Regions from separate parts of the Homo sapiens genome. Here region 2 is linked to region 1. Evidence: read pairs that join two places in POLR2A ChIA-PET (ENCODE). Cell type or tissue: OCI-LY7. All regions are shown on one strand. Links, peaks and the distances in the headings refer to the core of each region. The heading gives the core; the rest is flanking DNA. Region 1 has its middle 110 kb from the start of LINC02836. Region 2 has its middle 160 kb from the start of LINC02836.

Region 1 (16,671 bases), core at 9,476-11,975:
TTTATTTATTTATTTATTTATTTTTGAGATGGAGTCTCGCTCTGTTGCCCAGGCTAGAATGCAGTGGTGTAACCTCTGTTACACCAGTTGCCCAACCTGAAATGCAGCTCACTGTAACCTCCACCTCCCCGGATTCAAGCAATTCTCCTGCCTCAGCCTCCTGAGTAGCTGGGAGTACAGGCGCGCACCACCATGCCCAGCTAATTTTTGTATTTTTAGTAGAGACAGGGTTTCACCATGTTGGCCAGGATGGTCGCGATCTGTTGACCTCGTGATCCACGCACCTCGGCCTCCCAAAGTGCTGGGATTACAGGCGTGAGCCACCGCACCCAGCTAATAGCCAAGATTTAGAAACAACTCAAGTGTCCATCAACAGACAAATGGATAAAGGAAGTGTGGTGCAGACACACAATGGAGTACTACTCAACCATAAAAAGGAATGAGATTCTGTCATTTGCAACAACATGGATGGAGCTGGAAATCATTATGTTAAGTGAAATAATCCAAGCACAGAAAGACAAACTTTGCATATACTTATTTGTAGGAGCTAAAAATTAAAACTGTTGAAATCATGGAGATAAAGAATAGAAGGATGGTTACCAGAGGATAGTGGGGAGGGGTGGCAGGGAAGCGGGGATGGTTAGTGGATACAAAAAAATGGTTTAAAAGAATGAATAAGATCTAGTAATTGATAGCACAATAGGGTGACTATAGTCAGTAATAATTTAATTGTACATTTAAAAATAACTAAGAGTATAATTGGATTGTTTGTGACACAAAGGATAAATGCTTAAGGTGATGGATACCTCATTTACCCCAAAGTGATTATTACACATTGTATGCCTGTATCAAAATATCCCATATACCCCATAAATACATACACCTACTATGTACTTGCAAAAATCAAAAATTAAAAAAGGATTCAATTTGCATACACAATGTTTGCTACAACAAACATTGCTTTGGATGTCGGGAGATACTGTAGAATAAAGAAGTAAGGTGTCTTGCCTTCCTACATTCAAGCTCTTTCCTGAGCTTCTTGTGAGAAGTTATTTACAGAGCACAAACTCGATTTAGGAGTAAAGTACATGCACCATATGAATAAGAGAACATTTATAAATTATTGCAGGGAGGTGGGGTTGCTGGAAACTAATATAAAGAAATTATCTCAGTTAAATGGGAGAAATCTGATGAGGATCAATTTTTTTCTCAGTTAAAGAATCCTTTCTTACAGGAATTGGCAAACTGCAGTTCTAGGACCCAATCAAGCCCTTTGATCATTTTATACAGTGTGCAAGCTAAGAATGGTTTCGATAGTTTTACATGGTTTAGAAAAACCAAAAGAATATTTCATCACAAGTGAAATAATATAAAATTCAAGTGTCAATATTCATAAGTAAAGTTTTGTTGGAACACCGCCACACCCATTTGTTTATGGATTGTCCACAATGGGCAGGCTAAGTAATTGCAACAGAAGGCATATGTGACACTCTCATCATTTTGCATCTGAAAACTGCAGTGACATGGTTAAACATCAACAGTGTTTTGGTGTCCCCCCCAAAGATGTGTAAGTCCTAACGCATGGTACCTGTGAACATGACCTTATTGGAAATATTATCTTTACAGAGGTGATCCAATTAAAATGAGGTTATTAGGGTGGGTTGTAATCCAGTATGACCTGTGTCCTTGTAAGAAGGGGAAATTTGGAGACAGACGCATAGGGAATATGATGTGAAGACACAGGGAAAAGGCCACCTAAAGCCAAGGAACACCGGAAGCCTCCAGAAATCAGAAGGGAAGCATGGGCTGGATCTTTCCTCACAGCCTGCAGAAAGAATCAATCCTGCTGATGCCTTCATTTTGGACTTCCAACCAAAGTCCAGAACCATGAGATGATAAATGTTTGTTGTTTAAGCCCCACAGTTTGCAGCTCTTTGTTATAGCAGCCCCAGGGACTCGTGCTCTTGCAGCCTCCCTGTCACTGGGAGACACCATGTGACAGTAAAACAAAGAGCTCAGCTTTGAAGACCAGAGCAGGTTCCTCCCCTGGGCTGGGTAGTCCTGACTCAGTGGGCAAGAATGACCAGTTGAAGTGTGCAGGAGCGGTTTTGCACGGTGCCTCTGTGGGACCCTGAGTGGCAACATTAGTGGTGGCCTGGCCAGCTCCAGTTCTCTGCATGATTTGGGGCTGCATATGTTCCTGGACTTCCTGATAATTTTCCTTGAATATTGCTCAAGAGGGAGTTACCTGGCTGGTTAACAGAGCAGGTTAAATTTAAAATTAAATAACAAAAAATAAATATCACTCTCTTTGTATTTCTAGCTTGGGAAATAGCTCATCTGGTTAAGCTTACAAGTGAGGAATTATCCACATGCAGGTTTTGAGATTGTGCAAACAGTATAGCCAATGAGAAGAAGTGACAAACAAAAAACCTAGATGTCAGGACTCCAACCCAGCCCAGACTCATCCTACCACACTGTGGGTTAGTTATGGGCTTTGAGCCAACTTACGTACAGTCACAAAGATGATCCTCATCAAAAGAGAATTTTATTGAATTTTTCTAGGAATTTCAATATTTGCAGAAATGTATTCATTTAGGAAAGTTTTAGGCATTTCAAAGCCTATTCCCAATTCAAATCATTTATTCACAAATTTAGCTCATTTTACTAGAACTCAGTAAATTTCTCTTGAGCACTGTTGGTGTTGACAGGCAATAAATACGGCTCTAATATTTTTCATCATTTTATTCTCAAAGTTGAGTTTCTCAGCATTGCATGGAGAGATGTTTGTGGCGGGTCTGCTACAAATATGAGGGAGCGTATCATTCTCAATTTCTATACCCTGTCTGCCCAGACAAGGAGGGTGTTCACCTCCATATTTGGAATGAATTTTAAAATACCAAAATGCCATTTCAATTAGCCATGATACCTCCACCAAATATTTATGAATATATTTTAATTTGAGCCATTTCTTGAATGTCACTCTGGTTGACAACTCAGCCATGGGTGGCTTTTCAGATTTCTTCTGCATATTTGGGCATATTCTGGGAAGCCTACCTGTTTGAAGCACTGAAAACAGCAAGACATCATTAACAGTATTTTTGAAAGCACCAAACTGAGGCTGGAGTGAACATGGCTGGGAATGTGTTGCTGGTTACACAGGACCTTCTGTATTCAGGAGAACAAGCAACCCTGGCAACAACACTAGCTCTAGCTTCATCGTGCCTGTTGTCATCACAAAACACGGGTAGTGAGGGTTTACCTTCTTCCAGGCCAAGGCAGGGCAGTGACGTGCTCTGGTGTTAGGTAATAACTTAGCCAAGCATGTCATGGATAAGTGTTTCCTTTTCTGATGTTCCTCCTCCTCTGCCCCCACCAGCATGACTTACTGAAGTGAAATCTAGGGGAAAGGGAACAGAGACAGTGGGCCCTCATTCAAGGTGACACATCGCAGAATCAGACCCCAGTCTCATGGCATCGCTCATGCATGAGGCAGAGTGGGTTGTGAGGTAAACAAATGAATGAGATAAGAAATACCCGACTCACAGGAAGGAGGCAGGATTGTAGTGGGAAACCAGCCTCCAGGAGATGGAGAAGATCTCATTCTGGTTTCAACATTGCTGAAGATGCTCTTGAGTAAATCTCTTTAGAGTTTGGGCTTATACTTCTTGTCTATAAACTGAAGGGCCTAGGTTCTGTGTTCTCCTAAGGTTCGCGTGTGTTTGCGTGTGTGTGTGTGTGTGTGTGTGTGTGTGTGTGTGTGTGTGAGAGAGAGAGAGAGGGAGAGAGAGAGAGATAAAATGTGTTGTAAGGGAAAGGGATGAGGGTGGTAGTGAACAGAGCAGTGAGTTCAAGCTCATTTTCCAAAAAATAATAGTGAAAAATGTGTGAACTACAGACAATTTGCCTGGCACTAGGCACTTTACATGGATTATTTAGTTTAGTCTGTAATTTCACAAAGGAAGTAGTGTTGTCACAATTTTACAGGTGAGGAAAATGAGGCTTAGAGAATGTATTAGTTAGTTAGGGTTCTTCAGAGAAACATAACCAATAGGTTCTCTCTCTCTCACCCTCTCACTCCCCCTGCCCCCCGCCCACCGGCCGTCTCCTCTTGAGAGAGAAATTTTAAAGAACTGGCTTATGCAATTATGGGGGTTGGCAGGTCTGAAATCTGCAGAAAAGGCCAGCTGGAGACCCAGGGAGGCATGTACATTGCAGCCTGAGTCTAGAGGCAGTATGGAAGCAGAATTCCTTCTTCCTCAGGGGACTGCAGTCTTTTTCCTCTTAAAGTCTTCAGCTGATTAGATGGGGCCCACCCACATTATGGAGGATAATCTGCTTTCTTCAAAATCTACTGATGTAAGTGTTAATCACATCTAAAAAATACCTTCAAAGAAATACCTTGACCAAATATCTGGGTGCCATGACATAGTCACATTAATACATAAAATTAACCATCACAGAGAAGTAAAGCCCATGCCAATTAGCTGTAAAATAGAACCAGGATTTGAACTCAGACAGCCCTACTCTTCCCTCCTGTGCCAGTTGCCAGGGTGGCTTTGTGCAAATCACCCAAGCGTCTACTCCCAGAGTCTCAGCAGTAAAATGACCACAAAATTTCTGCTTTGTAACCCATAGGCTAAATGTATGTGAAGGTCTTAGCATGGTGCAGGTAAATGTCAGTAACATTAAAATGTAGAGTCATTTCTTACCCCTGCCCAATTTAAAGTAATTTCCTTAGGAAAGTAAATTAGTATAACTATTTTTAGAGGGCAATTTGAAATTTTTTAAAAATATAAAAATGTGAATCCTCTATGATGCTACAGTTTGGCTTCTAGGAATTTCATTTTGCAAATAGATAAAGATATAATTACAAAGATGCCCTTCCAATATTGGTTGAAAGGCAAAAAAAGGAAACAATCTCAATATTAATAAGGGGACATAGTATGAACTGTGAATCCAGTCTATGAACTAATAGACAGTTACCTTGGAAAGGTGTTCAAGACACGTTATTAAGTGATAAGAACAATATGTGAAACAGTATCTTGGAATAGTTCTATTTTGATAAGAGAAAAAAACTATATATGTTTATATATTGATAAACATAGAAAAATACTGATGTATACATATTAAATTAGTGTCCCTGGAGAGTGAGATTAGAAGAAAAGAAGAACTGTCTCTTTGTGCATGCTCTCCATATTTCTACAATTCCCGAATGTGTTACAATGGGGTTTTCCATTTATTTAAAGATGCATTTAGTTTGTTACTAAATTACCTTTTCAAAAGATATTTATTTATTTAAATTTACAAATAAAAACTGTTTATTATGTACAACATGCTGTTAGGAAATAGGTATACATTGTAGAATGGCTAAATTGAGCTAATTAGCAATATGCATTATCTCATGTCTCTTTTTTTGTGGTGAGAACACTTAAAATCTACTCTCCTAGCAATTTACAGAAATACACTGTTATTAACTATATAAACACCTTGTTCTACAATAGATCTCTTGAACTTACATCTCTTATCTAACTGAAATTTCGTATCCTTTGAAAACATCTGCTGATCCCCCACCCCTTGTTACAAAATTACTGATTTCATTTTGAAATGAGTCAGCTAAACAGAATAGTTTGTTTTTGATCTTAGTCTATTTTATTTCATGTTACATTGACTGCTTCTCCTCCCAGCCCCTAACAGTGGGTCTATACTAATTTGCATAACTTTGATAAAACTTTTATTCAAGAAAAGAAGAACAAGTCTCATGTGGCTTGTGAGAAGATGAAACCACTGTGACTTATAGGGATATTTTGGGAAGACAACTCCTAAACTTGGTCAACAGACAGGATGGCACTCATAGGGAAGTCTGTCCTGGCACTTCTTGCCCTCTGTCTGGCAAAACCAGACCTGCAGAAAGGGGGTGGCCTTTAGGTTAAGGAAATTTCTTGCTGACACCTGGAGGGAAAAGTTTGTGCCAGTGACAGCTTACTGGGATACAAAACCCTCACAGGGGCTCTGTGGCTTTCTGTATTTTGAGGAAGTGCTTTAAGCAGACATGGGGGGAAGTAATTTAGCTAGGAATGTTAAGCTCTCCGAGGGAAAAATAAAGGTCCTTCAATAATTTTTTTAAAGAGTTATTGTTTCCCTTTGTAACACAGAGCTACTAGGATACCATGATGGTGCATGGTGGCATTTGCTAGTCACTCTCCACATAGCAAGGCACTTTGCATTCAAACTCAAAATAAGAATTTTTGCCAATAGCATTTAAAGGGAAATAAATTTTCACATTGCTCTGTTTTCCTGAGGGCAGGGGCTGCAGTCTCTTCTCTTTATTTTAGTACCCACCTCAACAGCACTTTGCAGCTGGTGTGGTGGGTACTCACTGGTAAACTAAACTAACTAATCTGCAGATCAGTCTCTCTAGAAAATATTTATGACTCATATTTGATCCTGATACTCCCTTGCTGAAACTCTTCAATGTCTTTTTCTTGCTATGAATATCAAGTCCAGAACTCAAAATGTGTCCTCCAAGGCCTCTCATGCTGGGCTGATGGTCATCTCCTTGTTCTGGTTCCACTATGCAGGTTCTTGATAGCCAGCCTCCCTTCGGAATGGCCAAGTCTGTGCCTTTCTAAATTGCTAAATGTTTAGAACATCACCCCTGCCTATGTGACCTGGCCCCTGCCCACCTCTCAGACTCATCTCTGGCTCACCGTCCATGTAGTCACACACTCTCTCTTTTTGGTTTCTTTGAATGTGCTGGGCTTCAGGACACCTTGGTTCCCACCCAATCTGTGTCTTCTACTGGGGAATCTTCCCAGTTTTGTTCACCTAGTAGTTAACTCTTTCTCATTCTTCTGATCTCAGTTGTAATCTCAAGGCTGTAGGTGGCTTTTCTGAATCCATACCCTGTGATTAAGTTAAGGATTACTTTGGTACACTCTTAAAGCACACTAGAGTTTCCCTTAAGTATTGATCATAACTTTGTTAAGATGATTATTTGGGTAATTGTTTATGGTAGGCTCCTAGAGGCTAGGAAACTCATCTTGCTCTGATAACACACATGTTTGCCACACAGAAGATTCTTAACTATTTGATGCAGTGAAAGAATAAATAAAAGGTAGGCTAAAGCAATGTGAATGATCAGTTTTTTTTTTCCTAAAACTATTCAGATTCTATAAAAACCCTTGTTGAAGAAGACCTCTGATTCAAATGTTTCATGCATACTCATTTCATCTGTGTTTGAAATGAGCCTCAGAGGTTTCTTAGCTCTTTTACAGCTGGACAGATCTACTTGAAAACAATTTTAAGGGATCTGCTTTGCTTTTTTTTTCTTTTGACATTCTTTTTGCCACAGTCTCCTGATTACATTTCTAATCTCTGGGTCATAATCAAGTGATGGCTGAGTTTCACCTACATATACACGTTCTATGAAAACCCACAAGAAACCTAAATGAAAGGAAAAGCTTATCAAATTTCTTTTAGGCTCTGTAGCCTAAGTTGTTTTAGACCCTAGGATTTAAGCATGCGCTAATTTGTCTGTTTTGTTTGATCAAATTATACTTTTATACTACATCAATTATACTTTTCTGGTTTTATTTGAACTAAAAATATTTTCCCACATGAAAGAGTCATTTTGAGTAATACTGTAACAAACCAAAGTTTGCCACGTACATCCTGAATGCTATTGCCAGTATTTCTTCTTGTTTTTATTTTAAATTTGTTTTTAATTAGCTTTGTGACCCATCAAATAGCCACTTCCATGAGTGAACCCTATACTGCACTTTCCTACCAACTACCAGCCGATTCATTCAACATTAATAGTCATGAAAAAACCCCTGCACGAAAACTTACAACAAGCTCCAAACACCCAAATAAAACTCCCCAAACCAAATAAGCAACACATAAATAATTTATTTTTTTCAGAATAGAAACACATTTTTCTTTTGGATAATATCAAGGTTCACTTTTAAAAGATGTATTCATTTTTTACGGTTCTCTTCAAATAGAAATGACTGTTCAATGCTGTGACACTGAATCACGAGATAAAATCAAATCTCCTAAGCAGATTTTCATGTCACCATATGTGGAATAAAGAATGATGGTGAGCAAGAGAGAAAAAAACATTCCTCTTAGAGTGGGACAAGAGAAGAGGACATACAAAATAACTAAAAGAGCAGAAAGTACCCTGAATGCTATAATTTAGGCTGTGGTGAAAGTAAATTTGGACTTCCCTGAGCCCTGTCAGTGGTAGAAAAAACATGCCAGGTTAGCAGGAGGAAGGAGATGCTCTCTGGTTGACCCTAAGGCAGGACCCCAACCCCCTCCCTAGAGATCACAGGATGCCCCCTCTCTTGGGGGAGATTCCCATAGTGAGTTACTCATTAGACTCCAACTGTTTCCAAGATTTGTGAGTGTGAGGACAGGAAACCCAGAAAGGTCTGCAGAAGTCTGGTCAATGTGGCTTCATTTGAGAAGGAAAGAGTCTTCTCATGGCCTCAACCCAAGGCTTTCTTCCACCGTGCCCCGTCCCAAATGGGCTGAGAGCCGTTATGGGACCTCTACCCTGCCTGAAAAAGAAATTCTACAAAACCAGTCAGAACTTGGGGCTTATCTTACTTCTGCTGTAAGAGTGTGCTTGAAATTGACATTCAGTTTAATTCCCTTAAAACCTTAAAAATAATGACAAGGGGCTTGCTGGAGTTCTCCTATTGCCATACTACTGATGTAAAGATCCACAGCTGGGCTTTCTTTTGCCCTTCGGAACAAGAAATCTTGTTTTCAGGCCATTCAAGTCACAGTAGACGTTTGGCTTTTGTTGTTTCTGCTTTGACTTGCTAAAGAGGTAATATACATGGTGAATGAGAGAGGAGAAATACTTCCAAGTTAAGGCTGGTGGTCCCAACATTGCTATTGTTGTGAGGGCTGAAGAAAATCATAGTTTTACTCTGTGATTTTTAAGGTCTGTAAATGAACCCATATATATTTTTCAGTTAGTCCAGGATAGAAGGGTTAAAGAAGGAAAAGTCCACTGGTTGGCCAGGAATAAGACAGGCCATCTTCTGTGGAGGAGCAGGTCTGGGAGTCTGGGGGAAGCATGAGCTTGATGCCTAGATCCATCTAAAACACAGAGGCCCAGTTCAGAGATGGTGCATGGTGGCATTCGCTGGTTACTCTCCACATAGCAAGGCACTTTGCATTCAAAGTCAAAATAAGAATTTTTGCCAATAGAGTTTAAAGGGAAATAAATGTTCACATTGCTCTGTTTTCAAAGTTTTAACTCAACCACTAATATCAGGATGCTTTTGGTTGTAAAGAAAGAAAACTCAACTTCAAGTAGCCTAAGCAATAAGGAACATTTTTAGCTCACATAACAAAACACCTGAAAGTTGAGCGGCTCCAGACTTGCTGAGTTTAGTGTTGAAATGATACCATCAAGGTCCCAGATTCACTCCACCTGTCCTCTCTGTAAATTGGCTTGTCTTTTAGCTGAATTCCTTCATGGCCCCAAGATGGCTGCTATTTTTTCAGCCTCAGCGCAGACAGCAACATCCAGAGGCGGCAAAAGGTTTGTTTCCTCTTGTGTGTCTTTTATTGTCGGTAACGAACACTTCTGCTGAGCTCCCAGTATACTTACGTCTCACTGTCAGAGGGCAGAAGGCACAGGGAGGGGTAGCCATTTAGTCGGCAACAAAAATCATTTGTCACAAAATCAGAGTCAGCACCCTAAGTGCAGGTAGGCTTTCCTAGGAGGGAGTGGTCTTCTGATATTCTTGATTATACACAATATTTTGGCTTCAACATCTTTCTGCTTTCACAAAAACGGTGAAGTGATTTCTTTTTTGAAAATGAAAACTGGGAAGAGATGGATTATTGAAACCACGGGTTTTAGGCTTTACCTTAGGTGATTCTCAAAGAAGGGCGGTGTCAGAGTTTCCTTCTGAAGGGTGTTGGAGAGCTCAGTGTTTAGAGATGTGGAGAAAATACCTATTATATCTTTTCCCTCTTAAATTTGTTGAATAATACAAGTAGAAGTCAGAGTTCTATTCTCTGACCTCTCTCCAAAGGAAAATGTAAAACACTCAAGATGTTTATCAAAGACTACAGGTAAATTGAGAAGACTGTGGGGAACTTAACTTCGGAGGGATCAACGCCTAAAGACAGGGAGGAACGCAGACCCTGTGGAATCTGTAGATGAGGCAGCTGTAGTCTCTTTAGGTGACTTATTTCAGGGTCTAGCCACTCCCAGCATCTCCTTCCACTGCAGATCTGCCAGGTTGCCCTTGTTTTGCCCTCAGAGGTGGATATTCATTGATGTCCATCTGCTATGTAATGATCCCAATTCTCAAAAATGAAAAGAAATGTTACTGTGAGAAAATCTCAAGGGGAGGAGAAAACAAGAGAGAACAGAAACCTCAAATCTGCTGGATATTTCAGAATCAGAAGAGGTTAGTAAGCAAAAGAAAACTGAGAACAAATTTAAAAGTTTTATTTCTCTATTTTAAAGTAAGAGAAAATGTTATTTGTGATTTTGGGGTAGAAGCTGAATGGCTAAAGAGAGAAAATAGAGTATAGGATCCTTTATTTTCCAAGTTTTGATTAGAAAGAAAACGTTCAGATACTCAATACTTAAGTGGTGATTACATTAAAGACATTTAATTTTGTGTCTTTTTTTTCATCCCTGGATTCCCTAATTCCCCACACAGTTTTATTTTTAAAGCCTTTGTACAAGATGAAATGACCAGAGAAGAGCTGTTTTTTAAAAAGGGTTTGAAGTTTGTTTGCTTAACAAAGTGTTTGCAGTCATAATTAGGTTGCATATTAAAGTTCAAAACCAACTCAAGTTGGAAGTGACTGAAAATTGTTACCATCTGATGGCTTTGTGGGCGGAGCTTTCACAAACGACACTGCACGCACCAGGGAATAAAGGCCCTATTCTGAGCATTGCCCCAGGAGACTTCACGGGTCTGGGCGACACTCAGACTGCAGATTTCCCGTAGTGGCATCATGGATCTAAATCTAACTGTCATAATAGCATGGCCTTGATCTGCTGGAGTTGTCCCAGTTTGGTTTGCTCTTGTTGTTATTTTCACCTCCTTAGGGTTCTCATGTCTTATCTCTAGTCCACACATCTATCTGTGGAACTGCAGAAGCCATGATGAGTTGTAGCTCCCGGGCTCAGTTCTGCAACTCTCACCATGGAAAATCCATCTCAAAGCCAGGTTTTCTGAGAGAGAGAGAGAGAGAGAGAGAGAAAGAGACACTGATTAGGGTGTTTGGGATGAGTCAGCTCCTCATCTGTTGTGTTGAAAGGCAAAACTGTCTTTAATTTTAACAGTGCTCCATTTCCATCTTCACTGGCATATGAAGCCTATTTGGGAACAGAAAGAGGAGTTTTATGTGGTACATTTCAAACATCTTGCCTCAGGCAAGAACCTCACTGTTTCTTAGAGGGAAATCTCCTTATTGGCCTCCACACCTGAGTCTTTTATTTCTACTTAGGAGGAGACAGAATGATGGAAGCTTGTCTCTTCTAATGATAAGCACGAGGTAAGAATTAAGACCTAATACACCCCATGATGGGGCATAATTATGCAAGAGTTAGTACAAATGACCTTGATGCTTGGAGCCATCACAGGCATTGTACTTGCTGAATGTATCTGATTTGTAGGTTCAGTGTCAATCTGAAAACCCAGGTTTATATCAGATGAGAATGGATTTGTTTCTTTAATAAATAAAAATATAATATGATTGTATATTAAATCATCATTGAACCTGGAGCGATTTGAAGATAAATTTTGGTTATTAAGTCAGTTGTCTTCCTGAATATTGATGCATATTCCCTTTTATTTCTTTTAGGGTATTCTTCCAAATGCTTGCTAGTATAGCCATTCTGCTTAACAAAATAAAAAATGGGGTCAGAATTTGGAAGAAAGCTAACATAATGACAAAAGAAGCAGCTAAGTCTTTGGTTTTGTGATTCAAAACAGACAACAATTTTAAAACAAAATAGAAGGAACCATAAAATACAGGGTTGACTTTACAAAGAGCAGAAATGTTTTCTTGGTGAGTGTGAGGCTGCATTCAGAGGGAGGACAAAGATAAATAGATTTATTTTTAGAACTTTTCTTACAGCTAATTGTGGAATATTTCTTGAAAGTCTTCATCAAAAGCAGGTGCTTTCAGTTGTCCTTAATAAATTAATGTTGTCCCTCTTCCCTCTTACCCTAAAATACTGATATTGGGAAACAAGTAGACAGTGCTCATCGTGACACTCTGCATGGACCCCCACAATAAAGACAGTGGATGCATCATTTCAGTCAGAGAATAGAATCAATTTGACCAACGATATTAGAGTGTATAGTTTTGCAAAGTGACTCATTAACCATGACCATCTAAAAACCACTGGGATCTAGTAGTATAGCAGTAACACAGCCACAGGGAGAATCCCCAGCCCCAACATTTACACTGATATAATATCCCCTAATTCAGTGACAATGGGATTGGCCATATTCTAAAACAAATTTAATTACTTTGCTTAATAAATTTGAAGCTTTTGAGAGCTTATTACTTTTTAATATACTGCTGCATGACCCTCACTTGCAAAAATAAGTATATTACATACAGTCATGAAGTTGCAAACGTTTCAGAACGAATGGTCTTTAGAGATATTTTACAAAGAGATTAATATATTAAAATGCCAGGCTCAACAGACTGGATATAAGGTCAAGTTGTTACCTTTGGGAGTGAGGCTCATGGGAGTTGTTACTTTGGGAGTGCCTGGGGCTCATAAAAAGTTTTCCTATGGAAATCTCAGATGTCTATACCCTGTTCTTTTTTTTTTTTTTTTTTTTTGAGGTGGAGCCTCACTCTGTCGCCCAGACTAGACTACAATGGCATGATCTCTGCTCACTGCAGCCTCCGCCTCCCAGGTTCAAGTGATTCTCCTGCCTCAGTCTCCCAAGTAGCTGGGATTACAGGCACGTGCCATCACGCCCGGCTAATTTTGTATTTTAGTAGAGACGGGGTTTCACCATGTTGGTCAGGCTGGTCTCAAACTCCTGACCTCAGGCGATCCACCCACCTCAGCCTCCCAAAGTGTTGGGATTAAAGGTGTGAGCCACCGCACCTGGCCTACCCTGTTCTTATAACCATCTACCATTCCCCTTTAAGTTATAGCTCTTGCATCAAAAAGAGAATATTAGGGGCCAGGCATGGTGGCTCACGCCTGTAAACCTAGCACTTTGGGAGGCCGAGGTGGTGGATTGCCTGAGCTCAGGAGTTCGAGGCCAGCCTGGGCAACATGGTGAAACCCTGTCCCTACTAAAATGCCAAAAATTAGCCGGGTGTGGTGGCACGTGCCTGTAGTCCCAGCTACTGGGGAGGCTGAGGCAGGAGAATTGCTTGAACCCAGGAGGCAGAGGTTGCAGTGAGCTGAGATCACACCACTATACTCCAGCCTGAGCGACAGAGTGAGACTCTGTCTCAAAGAAAAAAAAAAAAAAAAGAATATTAGGATAGAAACATCCAGCAAAACTCCCCCTGTTGAATCTGTTGTTCACTTGAAAGGACTGAAAGGGGAATGAGTAACATGGCAGATAAGTCCAGGGGAAGTGCATAAACCCAACTCTTTAAATTCAGAATCGAAAAGGAAAAGTCCAGTAGCCCTTTGTTAAACTCCAGTCATGAATGCTACGGAGCAATAAGTGAACAATGGAATTAACCAAAGTGAAAAATCTATTGTAAACAGTTGATCAAATGAGCTGAACATGGTATGGTGCAAGCAGAAAACAACATTACAGCATTACATTTTTCTCACATTGAACTTTTACTTCTCTCCTGGTAGATTTTTTTTTTTCCTTCCTCTAAACAATATCTTTGGAAGATCCCTCACCAGTTCCAGGTACTTTCAGGCTGGGCCAATGTCAGGTCCAGTTATACCAGTTACTTATGGCCATTGTACATTCTGATTGGCCACTACCTGTGCTATCCTAGCTGGAGAACATACCAAATATCACCCTTGCCTTCTGATATTAATGACCAGTTATGTTTTCAGCAAATAAAATGTCTAATGTATCAAAACCCTGATTTCATGTCAATTCAAAGCTTTCACCCCTCCATACCACTCAGGCCTGACACAGTCTCAGAAACCTGTGGTACAAGAAATGGACATGGTCTCTGTAATATTTTTGCACTACCTTTGTGATACTTCCAGCTATGTTCTACTGTAGGTCCTCCAGAGTAGAGACAAGGGGGGTGGGAAATGAGGTGAGAAAAGAGGGAAAATGTTTCTTACTTGGCCAATGCTGCTGTTATCTGGCAATGAGGCCCTCATTGTAGCAGGAACCCAATTATGGGTCCTTTCTCTTGTGGGGTGCTGTGTTGGGAAATCCGAATCACCCACTAAGCCTGTTCCTACCTTACTTTTACTAAAAGAGATTGAACAGATGAAAACTACACTTCCTAGACTGCTTTGCAGATAGGTTTCTATTAAATAGATGTGAATTTGTGTCCCTTAGATTCACTTACTAGGAGATTTGGAAGGCAGGAATGAGGTAGAGGTCATCTTCCTGAGCTTCAGGCTATGATTTCTTTTGTTTTTCTTTAAATTTTTATTTTTAGTTCTGAGGTACATGTGCAGGAAGTGCAGGTTTGTTACATAGGTAAACGTGAGCCATGGTGGTTTGCCACAGCTATCAACCCATCACCTAGGTATTAAGCCCAGCGTGCATTAGCTATTTTTCCTAATGTTCCCCCTCCCCAAACTCCACCCAGCAACAGGCCCCAGTGTGTGTTGTTCCCCTCCCTGTGTCCATGTGTTCTCATTGTTCAGCTTCCACTTATAAATGAGAACATGCGGTGTTTGGTTTTCTGTTCCTGTGTTAGTTTTGCTGAGAGTAATGGTTTCCAGCTCTATCCATGTCCCTGCAAAGGACATGATCTCATTCCTTTTTATGGCCGCATAGTATTCCATGGTGTATATGTACCACATTTTCTTTATCCAGTCTATCATTGATGGGCATTTGGGTTGATTCCATGTCTTTGCTATTGTAAATAGTGCTGCAATAAACATATGTATGCATGCATGTATCTTTGTAACAGAATGATTTATATTCCTTTGAGTATATACCCAGTAATGAGATTACTGGGTCAAATGGTATTTCTGGTTCTAGATCTTTGAGGAATCACCACACTGTCTTCCACAATAGTTGAACTAATTTACATTCCCAGCCACAGTGTAGAAGTGTTCCTATTTCTCCACAACCTTGCCAGCATCTGTTGTTTCTTGACTTTTTAATAATTGATATTCTGACTGGCATGAGATGGTATCTTGTTGTGGTTTTGATTTGCATTTCTCTAATGATCAGTGATGTTGAGTTTTTATTCATATGTTTTTCGGCTGCATGAATGTCTTCTTTTGTGAAGTGTCTGTTCATGTTCTTTTCCCACTTTTTAATGCGGTTGTTTTTTTCTTGCAAATTTGTTTAAGTTCCTAAATATTCAGGAATATTAGACCTTTGTCAGATGAATAGGTTGCAAAAATTTTCTCCTGCTCTGTAGGTTGCCTGTTTGCTTTGATGATAGTTTCTTTCACTGTGCAGAAGCTCTTTAGATTAATTAGATAGCATTTGTCAATTTTTCCTTTTGTTGCAATTGCTTTTGGTGATTTTGTCATGAAATCTTTGCCCATGCCTTTGTCCTGAATGGTATTGTCAGACTATGGTTTCTAACAAGTGAGATGATGGAACCATGAAGTTTTGGGTGGTAATTATATATTGATATAGGTTCATCAGTTGTAACAAATGTACCATTCTGTTGTTCCTGTGTCCACCTGCCATGTTCCCATATGGAGAGAAGTAGTGGTGGATATGGCTTCAGCTTCTAACTCAAGAGGTAGCCTCAGAGGTACGAAGTCTCCCAGTGGGTCAGTTCAGTATCACTCTGTGAGTGATTCTGGGAGGCTTGCTCCTTTAGCTCTCCCTAAGATTTTGTAAGCCCCTGTATTAAGTAATGTAGGTGCTTTTGGGGGTTCTTGATGAGACCACTCCCTTCCTCCCAAGACAACCTCCAACATTGCTATTCCCTAGGGCAGGTTATATTCCTTTGTCCGATTGCTTGCCATGCAGCCCAGCTCTTGCAACTGACGGGACACCCACAAAGACTTCTTCTATTCTTGAGACTCGGACTCTTCCAGTAAGAATTAAACACTAGTCTCCACGTTCCAGAAAACGCAGGCCAAATTTTCCCAAGAATTATGTAACCAACCAGGCTCTGCTCTGGACCTCTGTTTAGAGAGGGTTGTGGGAGAAGATGGGAGGTGTATGAGTGCGGTGCGATGTCAGTATTCTCTCCTGGCAAGACCCACACCGTCTACAAATGGTTTTTGTAAAGGCCCCCTTCATTTGTTTTGAATTAGGGGGAGCACCTCCCTCTCCTCTAACAGGGCTCTTCAAAGTAATACTCACTCTCTTCCTCGTCTGATCAGACTGAGGTAAGGGCCACCTCCTTGGTAAGCTTTGAAGAGATGGTTTAACATCTCTCTTTAGAACATGGGAGTAGTTATCACCTATGATTCTCAGCTTTGGGACCTCAGCTGAAAGGAAGGTAACAGGAGAGGTCTCATTTAGCATCCAGTTATACTACTGTGTCTGATTTTCCAGATGGGAAGCCAGT
Region 2 (16,671 bases), core at 6,720-9,219, 49 kb before region 1:
GAATGCTCTAATTTGTAGAACAGCTAATTAAAGCTTCTTACAACCTGATTGACCTGTTGTGGTATTGTAAGAGCTAAGGAAAGAATTTACTCCCTACAGGACTGAAGCATCCTTATCCTATATATACTATGTGTCCTGTGTGCTATCCACCCTGGGGGGTGGGCACAATGTTCTAATGACCCTCAAATCCCTAGTTGTAGTTCCTTTCCTATAAGGGATGAGAGTGCAAAGGTACGCAACAGAGTAACAGACAAAAAGCCTGTCACCCACAGCTTGAGAATTGTATTTTGTCCATTTAGACCTATATAATCTATGCATAAGCGGATATATCGATATCACATGTAAATATATATTTATGTGCAAATACATAAGCATCATATATAACATGCAAGTTTTCATTCTGTAATGAGAACAAGTATCAAAGGAGCCCAATTCTTTCAAATATAAGGGGTTTAAATCAGAACACTTAAAACGTTTGATATTACATTCAGATTTTACATCAGTCGTGAAGAATCTGCTTTTCTCTCAAATTGTAATGACTGACTAGCATAACCCCTACCCTATGATCTTTCCTTGGGGCTTAACAATTAAGTGAGTAATGATCTTGGAAGGTTAAGCAGATAATATGATTGTGAAAACCTATTAAATCCAATTATTTTTTTTTCCGTGACCATGAAACACAATCTCTAAAAGCTGAGGTTGTGCAACTCCCTGGAAGGCTCAAGGCTCAGCTCAGTGTTGCATCTAATGAAAACAAAACCAAAAATAAAACACAAGTGATCCATGAGGCTGGCTCTTTGAGCCTCATTGCCTGTAATTGTAAACATCTGAACATCGGGATTTTCAGGAAAAGTTCTGCCCTGCAAGACATGCAGAAAGTCAAGAGAAACCCAGCCCAACCCTTGTTTTTAACCGATGACTCTTCTGGCTACTTGTCATGAGTATTCCAATTCAGATGAGAGAGGTATTCGTTTCTGTGTGGAAAAGCTGTCTGGCCTGGGATAGCAGATAGCTGTTGAATTCAGCTCTTCTGTAGATCTCCTTGGGCGACTAAGACCCCTCAGGTAGAGATTTCACCCTGGCATTCCAGGTCTCTGTCCTGGGCTCACTCTTGATGAGGAGGTGAGATGCTGACCCATATTGGCGCAGTTGTCACCTGGGCATGGGTGTTGTTCTTGGTGCCAGTTGCACCCGATACTAAGGAAAGGGTGAGTTATGCCATCATCACCAGTGTTGCTTCAAAGTAGGAGGTGCTCTAGTTGTCTGGTTACCTGTGTTGTCACAAGTTTAATAATCCTTTCAGGGTGGAGCTCCCACTGGTGAGTTTCCTTCAGATTAACACTGAATTCTCTTTGTCCTCTCCATAATGGTAATAATAAAAATAATGTTTCCTTTGCTAAAGGCATTAACTTTCAGGCTTAAGTTTATAACACATGTTTAAGCGATTACTGTGCTTATATATCCAGCTTCCTCCAGTCACAAGAACAATGGTTTGCAATAAAAAATATGATCCCTTTCATTTGTAGAACACATTAAGTTTTATGAAGCACTTTTACACCAACTATCTCCTGTGTCCCTCAGGCAAACCTGTGAGCTAGACATGGAAGGCATTCTTCTTGCCTCCTTCCCCCTTTTAAGAGAGGAAGGCTTTTGAGGTCCTGAAGATTGAGAATCAAAGGTCATCTGAGTAATAAGTGGACTTAAAATCTGTCTTCCAGTTTAAGGACTGGGTCTCTCTCTCTGTCTCTCTCTATCTCTTTCTTTGCCAATACTTTGAATGTTTGGTTGCAGAATTATTTGGCGATTTTTTTTTTAGGGCAAAAATGACTTGATAATACTTCAAGAAAACAAACACTACTAAAATAACCCTCCCGTAGTATTGCCAGATCTCCAGGTCTTTTGATTGATCTCAGTTATAAGGAAAGAGATTATGGTCTACCATTTGAGAGTTCTGAGAAGCAGGCTGATGTTGCTTTACTGGTCATTCCAAATATTCAGGGACCTGAATGCTCTTTATGAGTAGATTACAGGCCTTTTAGTGTTGTTTTCTACTTCAGGGATATACAGAGATTAGATTCACTGAATCTCAAAGCTGTAAGGGAAGTGTAGAGATTATTCCTACCCCCCGCTTAAGCATTACACTCATGAGAAAATTGAGGCCAAAAATACTAAGTCATTTACTCAAGGTCACAAGTTTGTCCAACAGGAGGTAAACATTATCTGTTAAAACTGTTTCTGTCTAAATCATGAAAGCTACCTTTCCTCCAATGCAGAATGTCATTTTTAATTTCAAGTTATGTCTGTCATATTCTGCCTAATGGGAATTACGCAGTGTGTCGTGGATGGAGCTTTTTGTATATTTTACCTGGAAGTGACAAATCCACTCCGCAAGTTACTATTATTATTTGAACATATCTTAGTGTGTGCATTGTGCTTTGGATCAGTGTCAGTCAATTCCCCTTGAGTGAAATGCTGGGCAAAGAGCAGAGTCGTAGGTCCAGGAGTCTCAGGCTTCACTGCACTGGTGAGAGGCTGGGTGTGGCCAAGGGCATTTACAGTAAGTGGGGCATGGCCTGGTCCGAGGGGCCGGGGTTCTGTGCTGGCCTGTTTGCTCTTTAGACTTCTGTTTGTCTAAGTTGTTGATCAACACCAAGGCAGAGACTGTTTCCTGACTAAGAAATCCCTTTGACATTCTGGCAATGACTCACGGAGTCACTTCATGCCTACAGAGTAGCCAGTGTCACCTTCTGGGGTTCTCAGCCTTTCTCACGTAGAGCACGTAAAACACAAGGAATCAAGTTGATCCTGTGTCAGCCTGCACTCCTGCGCTTTCTTCGGTGCCCTAGGCAGGACCTCAGGCAGCCTCATGCTGCCCCAGAGCCCCTCCCCTGCAGAGCCTTCCCCTGGCTCCCTGCTCTCCTCTCTCCAGCTCTCATCTCCCCATTGAATGGTCTGTCTCACATTGTTTTCTTCTCTACTTGATCCATTTTTTGTTATCTTTTTGCTGTATTATAATTTTCCTTAGGGTGGGATCCCTGACTGACACCTCTCTTATATCCTAGCGGAATACAGAGCACCTATTAAGTGCTTCAAAACACTTAGGGTTGGTTAGTTGCTGGGGTAATGAGAAAAGATGAATTTTCTGAGTCTTCCCTTCCTGCCTGACCCTCTTTTTGCTTTCCTCTCTCCTATCCTTCCTTTCACAAATGTCCATTGCAATAGGAGACAGGCACTGTACTTGGTTGGGGAGAGAGTAGTGAAGGAAGAAGATGTATCATTATGGAATTATTATTTCACCAAAAATTCAGAGCAGGGGAAGATCTTGTTTGGGAAAGGGGGATGAAGGCATTTTGTCTCATAATTAGAGATGAGTACTAGTTGGAAAAAGCCTGACTCCCTCTTTAATTGGGGAAGTGGAGGTGAGGAGGAAGGAGCACTGGAGTTGAGGACTGTTCAGGCTCTGACATGAGCATGTGAGAAGCTATGGGCAAGTTACTTTACACCCCAGAGCCTAGGGTGCTTCATCTATAAAACAAGGATGGTTGTGAGGATTACATTAGCTATATATAAAAATGCTTTTTTAGATTAAGCAAATATTTTACTTTAGTTGATGTTAAGTAAATGCTTTTTTTAAAAAAATTATGCTTGGTATTATGTTTGTGCTATGTGAAAATGCTTTTTAAATGTCTATTATACAAATGTGAATAGTTTTATTCTACAGGGCAAGTCACATTTTATTTTTCCTCACTGCAAAACTTGACTTGAATAGTTGCTACCTTCCTTTTAAGCATGTGATAATAGGTAATAGGCCGGTTCCTTGTGGGCAGAATTAAGAACTCCTCTGCGTGTCAGACGCAGTGCACCCCTGAAAGTACATTTATTTCCTTCACTGAAGCAGCAGTTTGCTAAGTGACACGAGTCATGCCTGAATGAGCTAATAAAGTTTCCAGTTGAAGTCACACTTGGAAATTGTTCATAATGCAGAATATAGTCCCATGATAATTTTTAAAAATGCAAAAATATTCTGGGTTGACACAATTTAAGGTAAAAAAAAATCTACATTTCGGAAACAGTAGAGACCACCCCAGTTCCCTTCCCTTTTCCCAGCACCAAAAAAAAAAAAAAAAAAAATCCCTGAAACCAGAAGAAGAATTCCTTCCAGATCTAGAGTGTCTCCCTCACTTCTTACATTTGACCATTCGCCACAATTTAGGGGACCCTGGCTGGGCCCAGGGGGCTGGGCCGCAGCATCCCAGGCAGGATGCTTCAAAGTCACTCACCTTAGAATGCAGCTAGAACTGGCAAATGCTCACCCCAGTTTCTCCACTGATTAAATGGGAGGACTGGTGCTGACCTGATTAATAATCTTTCTTTCTGGAATAATAATGAAAGATCTCTAAAGCCCTCCTCGTGAAACGTGATGCCAACACAGCAGGACCTGACTGTGAAACCAGTTCCCATGGCAGACAGCCACTGTAGAGCACAGGTCGCTTTCACTGGGAGCCACTCCTGGTGGCCTGTGTTGTAAGCCTCCTTCCCATTACATAAGAAGAGTGGCTCCTTCCCCAGCCGCAGCAGCACTGCCAGGCAGATCTCATGAACTGGTCCCTGAACTTTAGACCTTGCTTTCTCCGTGGTCACAGACAGACTGGCTCTCTTTAGAGAAAGCCTGTTCCTGCCTCCTTCCAAACTGCTGGAGTTCCCCTTTGCCATTCACAGGCTCACTGGTTTCAAAGGTGGTTTCTTTCTTTCTTTCTTTCTTTTTTTTTTTTTTTTGAGATGGAGTTTTGCTCTTGTTGTGCAGGCTGGAGTGCAATGGTGCTATTTCAGCTCACTGGAACCTCCACCTCCTGGGTTCAAGCAATTCTCCTACCTCAGCCTCATGAGTAGCTGGGATTACAGGCATGTGCCACCACACCCAGCTAATTTTTGTAATTTTTGTATTTTCTCCATGTTGGTCAGGCTGGTCTCGAACTCCTGACCTCAGGTGATCTGCCCACCTCGGCCTCCCAAAGTGCTGGGATTACAGGTGTGAGCCACCGTGTCTGGCCCTCAAAGGTGGTTTCTGTAAGGTAATTAAATCAAATCCAACTGAGTCATTTTCTGGTTTTCAAAAGCCATGAATGGCAGAGCAAAGCTTTTCAGAGACCTCTGGAGTAACAAGGGCACATTTGTCACACCCAACCAGTTTCCTGGTTGAAATGGAGACAATTATTGGGTGTTCATATTATAGTCAGCAATAGAGTGATATATTGACCACTGATAATATCACTTGACCTTCCCATTTCTGAGAAGTGCCTGGTCTGCCGTGTATAGCAAACTGCACTTACATAGAGGAGGCTAGGTGGTAGGAAAACATTTTCCCGATGCATTGGTCCTGAACAGTAAGCAATGCAGGTGATATTGATATTGCTGAGTTTAGAAGACTCTGTAGGCATTGATCTTCCCATCTGAAAAATGGGGAGGCAAGGGAAGATGATCTCCAAGTCCCTCCTAGGGTAAACAGGATTCTCTGAATTAGTGACAATCTTTTGGATTAAGTGGAAATGAACTCTGTGTCGATCTTTTGTTAGCAACTTGCCAAATGACCTATCTGGGCAAATGACTTCCTCATCTGGGCATTGGGCTTGTGTGTCGACTTCCTGCCCTCTGGTGTACATTCTTCTCCCTTCACTGGAGACTCTAGACTGTCAGAATGCCTGGGGGAGGGACTGGAAGCATCCGTGGGGCACCAATAGGTGTCTGCTGTTGCTACAGTGCAAAAGAACATTTCAGGGCAGGGTTAGCTGGATTTGTCCGTATTGCAGATGAGAGGGAGTTTTTAGGACCCAGTTCCAGCAATTTTTCCTCCTCTGCACAGGTGCCATGCATCACCTTTTCCTCCAATCTAGTCTGAACTAGATTCAAACTTCCCTTCACTCTCAAAGGGTTTCTCATGTCAGTGAAATTGCTGCTTCTGGGTGCAAGTTTCCTGTGCCTCCTACAGGTAACAGTCGACTGATGGTTTGAATCCAAGGGTCTCCCACTGACATGACTGCAGGGGTCAGGCAGTGTGTAGTCATTTCAGCGTGAGACTCTTGGATCCTTGGATCCTTTTGATTTACAACAAAGAAAAATGGGGCACCAACAGGCTGTTCCTATAAGGCATATGTGTTAACTGGTGGGGCAAGGAGGACTCTGTCCTCCTTTAGCATTTCTCCCTTTTGCACCCATTAAATAAGAGGAGAAAATGTGGCTGCCTGTTGGCTGAATATGACCTGTTGATATGTTTTATTTTGTCTACTTCCAGTTTAAAACAAACTCATATTTAAAAACTAAGAACATAACTTTGATTTAGTTGGCAACACATGTAAAGTCAAGATCTTAAATAAAAATTTAGATTTCCAGTTTTTCATGAAAATTTCTAGCCACACTGGGATCTCTATTTCTATAAGGTCACACCTAGCTGAAGCTCAGAGGTCGTTGTTCCCATGCAATGGTTCAGGCACTCTCCATGGTGACAGAACCCACCTGGCCCATTTTACTGTTTACTTTTTCTGCCTGGCCCTGGTGGTCATTTCAGTGTGAGACCCTTGGATTCAATTGATCAATTGACTGTCACCTACAGGAAGCACAGGAAGCCTGCCTCCAGAAGTAGCAATTTCACAGACATGAGAAACCCTTTGAGAGTGAAGGTAAGTCTGAAAGCATCGAGAGGGGCAAGGTTCTAGAGGGAGGTTCCATCTCAGGCCTTGGGCATCACACAGGTATTGGGCCAGGGCAGTGGGGCAGGCAGGCACCTGAAATTGAGCCCAACAGCACAAACGGGTGGTGCCCCAGGGAGGAGAACCTGCTTTCCTTCTCTCATGCCTTGGGTCAGCCCTGCGATTGCATCAAAGTCCAGGCCTCAGCATGACCTCCTAATATCAGCAGGGAAGTCTAGTTGGTACGTTCATCAATAAGGTAATATTTAACCTCCTATTTTTAGCTCTATTCATTTTTTTTTAAATTACCCTCAGCCTTCTTAACTATTAGAACCCATGAGTGAAGGATCATGCCCATGACTTCTTAGATTTTCATGCTCCTTATCTTTCACAACAGGGACCTTGGCTTAGCCAATATTTTCATGCCCTAATAACTGTAATCAAAGCTTGGCTTGGTCATATGGTAATAAATAGTTGCCCATCTGGGACAAGGCCCTGTAAAACACAGAACAGGAAATCCCACATCATTTGGAAAGTTGTACTTTTAGTTTCATAACTCAACTTTTGCTTAACAAAGATAGCTGTTATTGAAACTGAGCCTTTACAGCATAAGAAATGTACTTAAATATTTGTGAAAATCATGTCTTCATACAAAGTATTTTCCTATATGTCATCTTTTTAGAGTATCGCCCTGATCTGCTGAGGCAGGCAGAGATGTTATTATTATAAACAATTTATGAAAAAGAAAATTGGGGTTCAGGAAAATTTAAGTGACTTTGCTCATGTCTCACAATTAGGTAAACAGAATCATAACAGGTTCCTGAGGTTTCTGATTCTCCTTCCACAGATCTTTCCAGCCTCCCTCTGCTGCCTGTGTGTCATGGTGTGTGTGTGTGTGTGTGTGTGTGTGCACGTGTGTGTACAACACATACCAACACAGATGGATGCCAGTGCAGAGAGGCAGAGTTGTTGTTTTAATCTAGGAAAAACTTGCAAAGTCTTTTGATTTGGAAAAATAGCATATGTTTGCTTATAAAATATGTATGGTTACTTAAAATTAAAAAGAAGCACTCCATGAAAACTTAGAGAAAAGATTCCATTACATTGAGGGGATTATAGGACAAAAGACTTTATAAGCTTATTTTTCTTTATGGATTCAGGGCCTCTAACAAAATAGTGTTTTGATTAGTTGTTTATAAGAAAATGTCTATAACGTATGATGCTATGCAGGAAATGTTTTCCTTAATTGTTAAATATGTAATGACTATTTTCTATGTATAAAATATGCTAAAGAAAATTCACAAGTTCACAATTCTATTATTCAGCTACTGGTAGCAAATCTGCATCTATTTCCATAAGGCTTCATATTTCACCTAAACAACTCCATCCTCATTTCTTGTTGTTGTTACTTTATCAAAACAAACACAAAACAAATAGAACATACTAGACAGATTAGCAAGATTAGTTGCTTGGATAATGGCTGCCACTAGGAGTGGTATGTTCATCCTACCTCCTCCTTTCTCAAATTGAGATCATGGCTCTGCCTCTTTAACTTTCAAATCTACTCCACGGAGTTTGTTAGCCTTTTCTGCTTTCTGTTTTTTGCTTTGTTTTTGGCCAACTAGCAATGTATTAGAAACATGCTGAAAGCAAACTTGACTGTTCTATAGAATTATTTATACAGTTTTAAATATTTGACCAGTTTAAAATATTTTGAATCTTCAAAATGAAGACTTCTGTAAAACTTTGTGTGGAGATGGAAACTGTAGTGTATGTCTTAGGAAAATATTATTCTCATATAATTCTTATATAAATAATTCATACAAAATAGTATTCTTTATATAACTTATAAAGTAGAGGTGCTCGCTTAGTAGAAAAAATTACTTTGAAATGCCTAACACGTTTGTTTCAAATAATTATTTTGTGAGATTTAAAAAAAATCTAGATGTCATTTTTATGACATCTAGTGACCTTGTTTTAATCAAGTTTTTACAAAATCAAAATGCAATTTTAGAAAAACTGTAAACATCTCAACACTAAACTTGTTATTTTCAGGAAAGTGTGCTCTGTATTTGCTAGCTAAACATTTAGCCTTTTAACACAAAACTGGGGTTGGCTTGATCTGTGTAGGAAGTGACCTTCATTTACTACCCCTCCCTACTGAATTCTAGCTTAGTTTTCAGCTTCAGTGCCAAGTGTTCACAGTGTGAAGTCAGCTACAGAGTGTTAATAGTTCTTTCCTCATCATCAGGAACCAACAGGCTTTATATGATCATTTCTTCAAATTAAGTCTACAAAGAAAACGTTACCAAAATGTCCAGATTTCTTTATCTGCTCGTTTGCACCTCCTCATAGGAATCTTACTAATGCCAGCTTTAGCATTAATCTTTCTATGAGTTTTTTTTAAGTACACTTTAAAAATTCCTGATTCTGTGCATTTGATCATGTTATTTCCCCACTGGAAGGGTCCATTCTAGTTTTATTTTCCTGGTGGAAGCCTTCCCCTGTCTTCAAGCACCACCTCAAATCTCACTTTCTTCATCAAATTTCCCCAGGATAGGTGTTTCCTCTGGACTCCTATACAGTTTATGTCTAAATCATTATTTTGGCATTCAGCATTCATTCATTCATTTATCAGTTTTTAGGACACAAAGGTAAAGTAGGCAAAGATCTTTCAAGAACTTGTAATTTAATAGGGTGATGGCCTATACTTTTATTAATTCATTAAAAAATAAGCTCATTGCATATTAACATTGTTAGCATATTTGAAATGAAAAAATATTTCAGAACCAAAATATGAGTGAGAAGAGTGGCATTCTTTTTTCACTTTTAGTAAATGAAAATAGCCTAATAATTATGGCTTCATAAGAGAAAGCTGGACTCCTGGTCTGCTTCTGCATTCAATGCAATATCACAGATCATGTCACCTCTAGAAAAGTCCACTGTACACTCACGAGAAATGCAAATTAAAAGCAAATAACATAATTATATATCATTAGGTATTATTATAAAAATATTTTTTCCTTACTGGACTCCCTGGGAGTCTCAGTGTCCCCCAGAGGTCTCTGAACCACACTTTAAGAACTGCCAGTTTATGCTATACAGGGCTATTCACCTCTTTTGATGGATATTCTGTATTTGCTCTCTCATTAAATTGCTACCTCCACAAGCACAGGGATTGTGACAGGTGCTCAACAAAATGAATAGCTGCTGCTGCTGCTGATGATGGTGTTTGTGTGTTCACATTTAAAACCATATATATCCACACGTATATACATACCTGTGTATATCTATCTATCCATCTATCAGTTTATCAATCACGAGTGTTTTAGGGAGGTAAAGTTCACGTACTCGTAATACTGTTAAGTATTACTGTTAAGCTGTAGCTGGCTGTTAATAATTTGCGTAAAGGTAGTAACAGAGGTAATGTTAGTAATAAAGCTAATTACTCTTTCTACGAAGAAATTAGTCAGAAAGGAAATTCATGTCCATAGACAGGAAGGAAAACTAACAGTTGCACTTTGGCAAATTTTAAATTCCTAGGGCTTTTGGTACCACTTCATCATGTTCCTTTCCTGCTTGGTGACCGATGGCAGGTATGGTCAGATTTGCACGTGAATAAAACATACCTGGAAACCCCAGCCTTGAAATCTGCCATAGGAAGTTCATATTCTTTAGCAATTTCTCAGGTGAATTACATCAGGAAGCGCTTAACAGGTTCTTTCAGGAATCAGTATTAATATACCTTCCTTAAGGCTCAAAAAGAGAAACAAAATGTGCCCTGGCCACATATCCCTTCCTCAGAACATGCCATTCTTAGGCATGTCAAAGCAGGGCTGAGTCTCACATTATCTTTCTCCAATGTAAGCCTTGACCAGACTTGATTTGCTTCAACTTATACATTCAAGATGAAATGTAGCCACAAAGAGAACTTTAAAATCTTTTGGCACTTACAACTAAGTATTTATACATCAGTCTTTCTGGAGCTGATGTATTTCATTTCTATTTTGTAGGTGGAAAGAACAGGTTAGTACAGATTGAAATGATCAGACGCATGGGATGAAAAACCATAAACTTACACATTGTTAAAGCTCGAAGGAGTTTGGAGATTGTCTTGTGTGTCCAACACTCTATTTTACAGTAAGGATGATGAGACCAGAGATGTTAAGCAACTTGCCTGGGGACTGTGAGCTTTCTCTCTGAGTCTCTGAGCTGAAGGTCTTTTGTGTCCCGTTCTGTGCACCAGCCCAGTGAGTGGCTGTGTTGAGCCTTTCTCACAATCCAGGCTTCATCTCCCTTAAAGGCTGCACTGTACCGAGAGCACATGTTTAACATGAGGCATTGGGGACATGGTCTCTGCCGCCAAATGAGTGACAAGAGGTGCTTTTGCGTTGCTCTTAACAGGGCCACCATGCTTCTGAGTGAGGCTTTGAGCAATGTGTCCAAGAGATCAGGACACCGGGCAAGTGGTTCTCAGTGCTGGCTGCCCATTCCAACCTGCTGGGTTTGGTTTGCAAAATTCCAAGACTTTGGCCCCTATCAATGAAGTGAGAACTGGGGAAGGGGATATTGTGAGCATCACACTAGGTAGTTCTCGTGCACACAAGAGCATGATCTGGCCATGCTCTTTTCTCAGACCCTTGGTCTCTTCTTCCTCCAGCCAAATTAAGCTGCTCTCTTAGCCCTACAGGAGAGGCAGCACCCATCACAGGCCTTGCTTCAGAGTTTCAGGAAGATCTTGCTGAGTTAGTTGGGCAGAGAGTGCACTGCCCCTCAAGGCAAGTGACCACGCACCTCCGGCTTCGTGAAGGACAAGTAATTTTATGACACATGGCTTCCTGCTTGTCTGCATGCTGCCCACCACACCACACGCCTGGCCTTCCGTGAGCAGAAGTTTCACTACTGAAATCAGTGGGTGACCTTTCTCATTTTTCATACCGCCGGAAGAAGAGACAATTTGCTATCAAGTAGGTTTGCAAACAAGTTGGGTATTTCTGCAAGACAGGGAGAACCTAGTAATGGAGGCCTAAATGGGAAGCATTCCTGGGTACCACTTCATCATGTTCCTTTCCTGCCTGGTGACAGATGGCAGGTGTGGTCAGATTTGCACATGAATAAAACATACCTGGAAACCTCAGCCTTGAAATCTGCCAGAGGCCTTTGCCTTTTCACTGTTGGCTGCAAGAAAAGGTGGTTATTTTGTGAACATTTTCAATATCATTGTAACTCACTAAAGAAGTCTACCCACAAAACATCAAAACACTCTGTGTTCCCAGGCAACTGTTATTTGCTCTCTCCACTTTTATGCCAGAGGTGTTGGCGTCATGGAACGTGAGTAGGAGATTTCAACCTGTAGGGCCCAGAGTGCTGGCCCATCACAGCGACATGCCACCTCTTCCTCTTTCGAGAACAGCCCAGCATTTCAATGAGCGGGAGCTGAATGAAATCCTCATCTGGGGAAACCTCATGGGATAAAATGTAGGGAAGGCATCAAGCACAAGGTAAATCCAAACTTGGAGCAGAAGGGGTAACAGTGCAGGAGGAGTGGCACAGTCTCCAGGGAGCCAGCTCTGGGTTCCTTTTCCTACATCGGCTCCTCCAGGGTGTCTCCTCCCACCCTGGGTAGATACTCCCCTTGCAACACAGAGGAAGCTTCATACCCTTGGCAGCCAGGGAAGGTGCTCTGCTCCAAACTGCCCAAGGCTGATCTTGCATTTGAATGATCTAATGAGGAAGCAGAAGGCTTAGGTGCCTCTCCCCCAGCCACCATTCCCTTTAGGAAATGTAGTCTCATGGTTCTGATGGGAAAATCATGAAATTAAATATTGATATAATGAATTCCATTGCAGGAAGTAGTAATTTTACCAGTAGAAACTGTCATTTAATTATATATGCATACATGCAAAATAGTCAAAAAAGTAAGAGTCCATCAAATATTTAAAGATGTAAATTCTGATATTTTGATGTAAGTTATTAATTTTTTTCAGATAAACAGTAGAAGATACCATAAAAGTTTAGAAAATTTAGTGAAACAAATAAAAGTGATAAAAGTCTACTTATTTTCTTTCCCCCCTCTGTAAATTAGAAGATCACTATTATCTTATTTTAGTAAAACTCCGTCTCAGTTCCACTTTTGAAGAGAAGTTTGGGAACTTCTGATGTAATGGATAAACTACTAGACCCTAAGCAAAACCGTACTCTGTCTCACACTGAGATTCTGGTCAGTGTTCTGTTCTTAACAAGCCTGGTTGCTTTTGACAAAGTCTCAGCCCTGCTCCTGCCTGAAAAACGTTGCCCACACTCCTGGTCCCACGAACTACTAGCAGTGAGATTCAAGCTAAGTTGTCAGTTGCCTGGGAGGGACAGGAGAGATTTAATTGGAAGGAGAATTGTCCGGCAAATATTGTTTAATGATGGCAGAATAGAAACCAGTAGGCAAAAAGGCAAACTGTGGTGCTGATCATGAGCCAGAGCAACAGCTTTCAGGAGCTGATTTTGCACTGAAGTACCTGAGAAGAGAGCCTGAATTTCAAGCTCGAAGAGGAAGAAAAAGGCTTGAGACAACCCCATCAGTGCAGAAAACAAAACTCAGTGGGGAGAGAGGGGAGAGCAAGAGCAGAGAAGGAAGTTCCTAGTCTTGGGTCAGTTTTAATGACTTCCTCTAGACAAACTGAAGGACAAAAGAAGGAAGGCCCAAGCTAGCAGCGGAAAGAAGAACCTTGCTGGGTGTGAAGGGTGGCAGGGCACGGCAGAGTACCACTCAGGGCAAGACATGTGAGCAGATGCCACTGAGAGGTAGAGGAAACAGAACCCCATACCGAAATAGCATGGCACATTCATTCACTAGAAGGCTGTCCCAGGATAATGCCTGAAATTAGAACAAAATATAACATCAGGCCAAAGACATGGATGCTGTGGTGGAAAGAGGTTGGGCAGTGTTGTCCACAACAGACCTGGGTTGCAGCCCCAACTTCAGCATTTTATATCTGAGAGAGGACAAATTGCTTAAAACCACTCAGCTTCCTCATCTGCAAAATGCTGATGATAATCACCTCTCGAAGGTTTCTTATGAAGTTTGAGATCACATATACAAAGAACCTATGAAGATTCCTGTCACATAGTGAATATTGAATAAAGGGTAGTTATTAGCATCTTGTTTTGAATGAAATGGTGGCTGTGTGGAGGCTCCTTTTATGTCTGAACATCTCCGTAGGGAAGGAAACAGGAGAGTTGAAGGTAGATCTACCTGGGCCTATGAGGGAGGAGTCTGGGGAGAACATCAAGATAAACTGCTTAGTTATTCCATGTGGATACTGAGGGGCTGGCTGGCTAGATGCAGAATGCAGCCAGCTTGGACTTCATGGGCCACCAGCAGGGACACTGCGTTAGCACACAACCCGCCCATTAACCTCTTGGACAATGGAAAGTAGGGTGTGGGATCAGACCTCCAAAGGCAGGCTGTGAAAAGCCAGCAGTGAAGAAGCAGGTGCGGTGAACATAGTTCCGGCCTACATCCCCATGGGCAGCCTGAGAGCTCACAAGAGCTAGATGCAAAACATCCAATGCAGAGAGAAATGGAGAGGACAATGAAAGGAAGACTACAGGAGGAAGATTTGTAGCCAGGTCGGGGGTGGAACAGAAAAGCAAGCTAGAAATAAGCATCTGGCACAGGGTGAGATCAGCAACTTTTGATCTTTTACCTGTTAAAAGGTGATTTATGGTCTAAGAGAGTGAAGGTTGAAGGCAGAATTCGCCAGAAACACTCCCTGATGACTGTCTCCATGCAGGTCCAGGAGGAAAAAGAGCCCATGGAGGATGAGGGCACTGCCCTTGGGTGAGTGGTGGGCACAGATGCAGTGAGCCCCAGGGCAGCCGATCTGTGTCTGAGTTTACCATCTGCCTCTTACTAGCTGTATGACCCATTCTTAAGTCATTTCCCTGCTCCAGGTTGCAGCCTCCTGGCTACCCAATGAAAGAATGGAGCCAGAATATCATCTCTAAACATTAAAAAAAGACACCCCTTTTGGAGCAATACCAGAATCTCCTGTGCTCTCCCCTCCCCAGTTGGGCACATGGTCCTTTTCAATAACCCCCACCCCTAGCTGGATCATCACCCTGGCCCTTTCCAAAGCTGACGGTTGGTTGTTCCATGAAGTGAGAGGGACATGTATTCCCAGGAGAGCAAAAATAAGAAAGGTGGAAAGAGAAGCAGAGGGGCTCAGTGCAGATTCTGATGTGGGTGCTGCTCTGGAAGAAATGGTCCAATAGCAAAAGCTGAAGGCAGGGTGGGAACAGGCAAGCTCTGGGATCGTCCAGCTCCTGAGCTTGAAGGAGTGTGACTTAGGGAGCCTGGAGCAGGACAGGCCACCCTATGCGGATGGCTGATTTCCCAAAGGAGACTCCCTGGGGACACACCATGTTGCTTTCCAGCTCGGAGGAAATAAGATCTTAGAAGCTGTGCCTCGAGGTTGTTTCCTGACTATCTGAACGGGCAGCCCTGGACAATCTGTGACCAGCCCCTGAGTCCTTAAATTGGTGGTGCTTCTTGCCTCAGCCACTTCCTATTTTAACTTCCTTGAATCTCCCTGCTAATTTCCCTCTTCGTGCTACTATGCATATGCAACTTGATAATTTCTTGTGAAGTAGGTACTAAAATATAAAGAGGCAATGCTGGCTAGTGTTTAAGAAACAAAACCAAAAGCAGATTCTGGAGCCACACTGCCAAATACACACGCTGGAGCCAGATAAGCTTGCTAGCTGTGTGTCTTTTGTAGGTTACTTGACCTCTCTGTGCTTCATTTCCTCATGTGAAGCGTGGTTAATAATCCTCCCAGTCTCACAGGATTGTAAGAAGTAAATGAGTTAATAAGTATGGAGTGCTAGAAGAGTGCTGGTATGAAGCAAGCACTTCGTACTGCATTAGTTCTTATTATTTTCCAATTTGTCACATTTCCCCCAACTGTCCTTTCTCATTATTCTTGAGCGCACACAATAAAGCGACTGTAGAGTCAGCAGTAACAAACCTGAGGTGTTCCCACCTCCTTCTTTCTTCTACTTCTGCCCCAATTTGAAAAGGACTGTTGGTCATTATGTCTTAATCAGTTCTGTAATTTCATCACCTGTTTCTAACTGATTTATTTTTTCAGAAAAAGGAGTGCCAAGGGTACAAAAAAAATTAGTTAGAAACAATGAATAAGACCTACAATTTAGTAGCACAAGAAGGTGATGATAGTCAATAATAATTTAATTGTACGTTTCAAAATAACTAAAAGAGTATAATTGGATTATTTGTAACACAAAGGATAAATGCTTGAGGGGATGGATATCCCATTCTCCATGATTGGATTATTACACATTGCATGCCTGTATCAAAACATCTCATATACCCCATAAATATAGGCATCTACTATGTACCCACAAAAATTAAAAATTAAAATTGAATAAAAAGAAAAAGGAATGCCAGTGAACTGAACTTGGGAGAATACTGGGAATGGGAAGGTCTCTCCTCCTCTCCCAGGTCTGTCTTCCTCTGGCTCTACCTTTTCTCTACTGGAGAGGTTCAGGTTTAAATTTCAAAGCTCGTTTTCAGATTGAGTTTTTGAATTAATCTATCAAAATCTGAGAGAGAAGGAAAGTGGTGAGTTTTTCATCCTTCTAAGCAGATGAAAACATAGCAAAGAAATCACAGCAAAGAAAACCATTTTGCAGAGTTCAATATCTCGATCTATAAGTAGTTGGAAGGTCTCAATGGCTGGCGCTTAAAAGGAGAATGAAATGAACATTTCTGTATTCCTATGGCTTTGTTTCACAAAATGCATCCAGTATTCTGGATTGGAAATGAGGTGGCAAGTAAAGCAGCACGTACTATCTTCTATTGTAATTGAATTTTATACCATATCTGCGGATGAGAAAGTATTGGAAAGGAGGAGATCATCATAAGATTTAAAATTCAAGCTCATGAGCTAAAAATGTTTTCACCCAGGTTTTG

Evidence for each region. ChIA-PET counts read pairs that join two places held together with the same protein. Peaks named below come from ENCODE experiments on the same cell type or tissue, not always from the same donor. Only the 100,000 strongest peaks of a DNase experiment are listed, where the experiment ranks them.
Region 2: POLR2A ChIA-PET joins it to region 1 with 5 read pairs; 2 of 35 experiments call an interaction of 5 or more read pairs at or near these places.

Annotation. Positions count from the first base shown.
Region 1 is chr6:105,735,670-105,752,340 of GRCh38, reverse strand. No RefSeq gene overlaps it. Among named protein-coding and RNA genes, the nearest start is that of LINC02836, 110 kb to the right of the region's middle. RefSeq lists an enhancer at 11,013-11,307. In OCI-LY7, for the core only: no CTCF peak of the experiment used is centred there; a DNase peak (open chromatin) is centred at 10,910.
Region 2 is chr6:105,782,307-105,798,977 of GRCh38, reverse strand. No RefSeq gene overlaps it. Among named protein-coding and RNA genes, the nearest start is that of LINC02836, 160 kb to the right of the region's middle. In OCI-LY7, for the core only: CTCF peaks have their summits at 7,938 and 8,145; DNase peaks (open chromatin) are centred at 7,207 and 8,177; H3K4me3 peaks cover 905 bases; H3K27ac peaks cover 967 bases.